Regions from separate parts of the Homo sapiens genome. Here region 2 is linked to region 1. A link is a loop called in an ENCODE intact Hi-C map of the cell type or tissue named here. Cell type or tissue: GM12878. All regions are shown on one strand. Links, peaks and the distances in the headings refer to the core of each region. The heading gives the core; the rest is flanking DNA.

Region 1 (2,922 bases), core at 278-2,777:
TTTATCTTGGGCTCTAGGGCAGGACTTCCCTTTCTTGGAAATGATTGGCAAGAACAAAGCAATCTTCCAGTCCTAGGAGCTCTAGAAGAATGATAGGCTGAGTGAGTACTAGCGGGCCAAGAGTAATAATATTATTAACTAAAATGTATTGCATGCTTATTCTATGCTAAGCACTGTATACATAACTCATCTAATCTTCAAAATGATGTGATAAAGTAAATATTAGTATTTTACCTATTTTACATATCAGGCCCTGAGAGGTTAGGTGACTTGCTCAAGGTTGCACAGTTAGGAAGTAAACTTCGGGTGACTCACCATCTCCGTTTGCCTGTGACTGAGGAATTTCATGGGATCCTGGACTTTTTGGTGCTGAAACCGGGACAATCCTAGGCAAACCAGGATGGTTGGTCACCCTAAAAGTGATGGTACTGGGACTCAAACTCAGAGCCAGAGATATTAATCCTCATGCTAGTTGTTGCCTTCCCAAGGCATGGATTCAAGTTCAGCACAACAAAGCAATGGGTCCAAATGACAAGAGCCTGGGACGGACAGGGGCTTGTCTAAGGTTCAACTACAATGTTGCACAGAACAACCAGCCGTAAGCTTAATATTGAATCACCTTCTAAATAAGGGAAGAATGGCCCCAGAGCTTCAGAAGGCAAAGGGCTGAGTTTGTAGGTCTGGGTCAAGAAACTACAGCTATAGAGGAGGCTCCTGAGAGCAGAAATTCCTGCTGGTGTGATTGGGAAATCAGGAACATCTGGAAGCAACAGTAATATTAATGCTTATGATTTACACCAAACATTACTTTGAAACTTATACAATACTAGATAACAATAATAATAGATGATGATAAAAACCAGTGGATATTGAAATGCCCTTTTGCAGGGTTCTATAGCCTGGGAGTTGCCCTGGTGGGCGGCCCTATTGTGCTCAAAAACCCAGGAGACAGGAGCTGCTGGGTTGATGTTTATTAGGTCCAGTGTGACGGTCCAGCACCCTTAGCTGCTGTAGAATAGAGCCTGGACAGGAGACAGTCCCAGAGTTTGTTTTATATCCATTCTTGAACTCTTTTTACTGCTTTGTTTGTTTGAGGCCTTGAGGCAGTATGGCAGAAATTGCACAGGATTTGGGTTCAGATAGTTTTGTCTTTGAATATTGATTCTGGCTGTATGCCTTGAGAAATTGACTTAACACTCATTAACCATATTTTTTCATTTGTAAAATGGGGATTAAAATCAATAGAGATATCTCAGTCCATTCGGGCACCTGTAACAGAATATTATAGACTGGGTGGTTTATAAACAAGAAAAATTTATTTCTCACAGTTCTGGAGTCTGGGAAGTCCAAGATCAAGGTGCATGAAGATTCGGTGTCTGGCGAGGGCCTGCTCCCTCATAGATGGTGCCTTCTAGCTGCATCCCCACAAGGTGGAAGGGGCAAATAAGCTCCCCTGTGCCTTTTTTGTTAGGGATGCTAATTCCATTCATAAGGGCTCTGCCCCATGACTTAATCTCTTCCCAAAGGCCCCACCTCCTGAAAACATCACAATGGGCTTAGGATTTCAATATATGAATTTGGGGGGGAACATAAACATTCACACCATAGCACAGGGTTATTTTAAAGATTAGAAATAATGTATGTTAAGTGCCTAGCATGTACGAGGCACCCAACAAATAGGGGCTGCTACATTACTACAGGCCCCAGACACAGAATTCAAAATGGAGACTTCAAATCTTCATTTCTTAAAATTAAAACTATTTCCCAGCGTTGGATTTATCATTTTAGCTTGAGGCTGACACCTTGTGGAATTCTCTGATAATTATGAACTTATTTCATGGTCTGTGTACAATAATAAATCCTTTCTGGAAGCTGAAGCAACAATGTAGATTTAAGTAAATATACTAGCTATTTAAGTCAGAGAAAACAGGCAAAGCCTAAACAGAGTAACTTATTTTTTGAAACCATTTTGGGAGATTAATTTTAGGCTTTAATTTTAATTTATTATTATTACTTTTTTTGCTGTTTTCCCAGGAAGAGTATTAATTCAGAATTTTAAGTCTCCCCCCTCCCCTTGCCTAAATTATTTACCTCCTAAATTTTATTTAAAGCCTGGATTAAGTCTTTCTTTTCCATTTGCTTTCCTTGACCAGTTGTGCATGCAATGCCTGCCCATCTGAGGACTCCCATATCACAGGCAAGAGTAGAGACATACTTTGTGGAGCCCAATACAAGGAAACATGGGACCCTTTGTTTAAAAATCATTAAGAATTTCAAGATGGCAGCAGCAGAGCATTAAACCAAAGGGTCTTGTCTAACTGTCTCTTATTAATTGCTTTTTAAAATAATTATCTACTTAGTTAAAATATAAATTGTTTGCTAGCAGAAACATAGTATCTTTTTATTCATTCCTACCTTTTTTTCCTCTTTTTTAAAATTATACTTTAAGTCCTAGTTTCTGAGATAACTTTTCTCTTTCTCAAAACTCCTCCCTTAAAAATATTATGCAGAAATTCTACTTAGGTCACATTTCTATATAGAGAAGTCTAGAGAAGACACTGGATTTTGGGGAGGTGCTAAGTGATGGGCAACCTGCCTGGAAGTTGTATCAAAGTAACAAGCATTCTATTTTTACTTATATTTGTATGGCTACTTAGGTGAGGCTTTAGGAGTTACTGATGTAGATTGCGGAAACGGTAATTATCCACTGACAGCTCCTTGTGCAAACTCACATTCATCCATGTAGAGCCCAGCCTTTATCTTGAACTGCATTGATCTAGATGCTTTTTGGATTTAGACTTCATGGGAGAGAATAAAAAAACAACTCTTTGGAGAGACACTCGTGATGGAAACTGCTCAATAGATGCATTGACCTTGGTTCATAACGACCACATAATTTGAATCAAAATTACTTAGGATTTT
Region 2 (2,922 bases), core at 294-2,793, 160 kb before region 1:
AGTATGGGGAACAATTTGGAGGTTCCTCAAAAAAACTGAAAATTGAGCTGCCATACGATCCAGCAATCCCACTGCTGGGCATGTACCCAAAAGAAAGGAAATCAGTATATTGAAGAGATAGTTGCACTCCTGTGTTTGTCGCAGCATGGTTTACAATAGCTAAGATTTGGAAGCAACCTAAGTGTCCATCAACAGATAAACAGGTAAAGAAAAATGTGGTATACGTACACAATGGAGTACTATTTAACCATAAAAAAGGATGCGATACAGTCATTTGTAGCAACATAGAACTGGAGGCACAGAAAGACAAACTGCATATTCTCACTTATTTGTGGGATCTAAAAATCAGAACAATTGAACTCATGGACCCAGAGAGTAGAAGAGTGGTTCCCAGGAGCTGGGAAGGGTAGTTGGGGGCTGAGGGGGCAGTGGAAATAGGTACAAAAAATAGAAAGAATAAATAAGACCTACTATTCAATAGCACAATAGGGTGATTATTGTCAATGATAACTTAATTGTACATTTTAAAATAGAGTGTAATTGGATTGTTTGTAACTCAATGGATAAATACTTTGATGGATGGATAGCCCATTCTCTATTATTGTGCTTATTTCATGCTGCATGCCTCTATCAAAACATCTCATGTACTCAATAAATATATGCACCTACTATGTACCCACAAAAATTAAAAAAAGGATAAATTAAAAATACAATCAACCCTATGTATATTTTAGGACAGTTTTAATGAGAGAATTCAGAGCCAATTTGAGCACTTCAATTTTAACTCCATGTCCTGCAGGAATAAATGATTATTGCCAGCCTATGGGTAAAATTATAAAATGCTCTTGCATCCTTGTTTACTTTCCTTCATGGGTTAAAAATCCCACAAAGTCCAGTTTTTCTCCAAAGCATTCATAGTGTCTGTTGCTTTACTTTAGAAGTTTGAATTTAATTTTCTGATTTTGTCTATTTTGCTCTTACCTCTTTCAAAGTCTCTCTATCCTGTGACTATAATTTTACTTCCTCTCATGTATATTTCTGTGCTTGTTTAGGATGATTCAAAATATAAACTCACATTTTTAAGCTCTTTTACTCCCTTTGTGTGCTCTGTGTCTCCTAAACATTAAAATTTTACTTAAGGAAGAATCTTAGAACTACTAGAGAAATGGTGTTCATTCTTGCTAGCTGAGTAGGAACATGGATCCCATAAAAATTGATCTGTTCTTTTCATTAAAACCTATAAAGAAAATCTCATTTTAAATGACTGTATTAACAAGATAACAGAGCATAGAAGGAAATTACTTATGTTAGATACTCAGTAGCTGACCCAAGAAATTATGAATGCTTTCTTAAAGCTTTGTCTTTAGTATTTGCTAATAAGCCAGTTAGCAAACCTGAAACACAAACTTGTATGTGTTTATGCACACATACACACACACACACACACACACACGCATGCACAATGAATTTGGAGGGACTAATGCTAATTAAATTGACAATTGCATTTACTTTGATCACTACCTTGGCAATCCTGTATATAAACTCTCAGATAAGATACAATGCCTACATTACAGAGACTGAGAAACACAACTCTGTAGTCCTGAAATCTGGGCAGTCTAGAACAAGAAGTTAACAGGTTGTTGTAATCAGAGGTTTGAAGAGGTTTGCAGGCATTTTAAAAACAAAAACATGGATTTTAAATGACCACTGACATACTCCATCCACAATCCTGCCTGTCTTTTGATTTCTTAATTTATTATCAACTTAGCCTTTCCACATGTTTCAGAATCTTTAGGGCTCCGTCAAAATATCTTTCTTCTAGGAGATCTAACCCTTTGCCACTGCACTGTATACCTGCCCCGATGTTTTTTACACCCGAATCACCATTAAGTTTCTATATTCAGTTCTTTGTGTTGTCTTAACCTCTCTTTAAGAGGAATATGCTCCAGTGGAAATAACACTCGTCCTAAATCTGACCTTGGACCTGGTCCTGTTTTAGTCTATTCAGGCTGCTATAATAAACTACCATAAGCTGGGTTGCTTATAAACAGCAGAAATTTATTTCTCACAGTTCTGAAGGCTGGGAAGTCCTAGATCAAAGTGCTGGCAGATTCAATGTCTAGTGAGGGACTACTTATTGGTTCATAGATGGCTGTCTTTTTGCTGTGTCTTCACATGATGGAAGGGGAGAGAGAGCTTTCTGGTATCTCATCTTGTATTTCCCGAGATTGAAGCTTTCTCTATAGCTCAAATCCCATTTGTAAGGGCTCTGCCCTTGTGACTTACTCTCCTACCAAAGCCCCTTACCTCTTAATACCATCATATTAGGGATGAGGATTTTAACTTATGAATTTGGTGGGGGGGATGCAAACATTCAATCTATATTATTCAGCTTCTGCCCCCACCCCCAAATCATGTCCTTCTTACATGCAAAATACATTAAAGGGATCATCATAGCCCCAGAGATGGGTGAGACTCAAGGTATGATTCATCCAGAGACAAATTGCTCTCCAGCTGTGAGCTTGTGAAACCAAACAAATTATGTACTTCCAAAATTCAAAGATGGCTCAGACAAAGGAAAGAAATTTCCACAAAAAAAAAAAAAAAAGAAATAGGAAAGAAGAAAGGCATAACACATTCAAAATAAGTCCAGGCTACAAGGGAAACTTCATGAGGTCTTACAGCTGCAGAATAATCCTCTTTGGCTTGTGGCTCTGCCCTCTAGGTCCACTAGTTGGGGAGGTACCTCTCTATGGACCCACAGCTTTGGGCAGAACCTGTCTAACCAGTTGAAACTCAGGCAATGGCTCCACTTTTTGTAACTGAAGAGGCATCTCTGATGATATTTGAATTGCTTTTGGGGTTCTTCTTCCCTTGTCTTCAATAGTGCACATTTGCAGCTGAATAGGTCCTATACTATAA

What was found. Hi-C counts contacts between places; a loop is a spot of excess contacts. Peaks named below come from ENCODE experiments on the same cell type or tissue, not always from the same donor. Only the 100,000 strongest peaks of a DNase experiment are listed, where the experiment ranks them.
Region 2: a loop joins it to region 1, with 2.7 times the contacts of the local background. A loop is called at or near these places in 2 of 110 quality-filtered maps.

Annotation. Positions count from the first base shown.
Region 1 is chr3:178,442,682-178,445,603 of GRCh38, reverse strand. The region is part of intron 1 of LINC01014 (long intergenic non-protein coding RNA 1014); the gene reads right to left. Among named protein-coding and RNA genes, the nearest start is that of LINC01014, 25 kb to the right of the region's middle. In GM12878, for the core only: a CTCF peak has its summit at 1,809 (motif pointing left); no DNase peak of the experiment used is centred there.
Region 2 is chr3:178,606,160-178,609,081 of GRCh38, reverse strand. All of the region lies in intron 1 of KCNMB2 (potassium calcium-activated channel subfamily M regulatory beta subunit 2), which reads right to left. All of the region lies in intron 5 of KCNMB2-AS1 (KCNMB2 antisense RNA 1), which reads left to right. Among named protein-coding and RNA genes, the nearest start is that of KCNMB2, 71 kb to the right of the region's middle. In GM12878, for the core only: no CTCF peak of the experiment used is centred there; no DNase peak of the experiment used is centred there.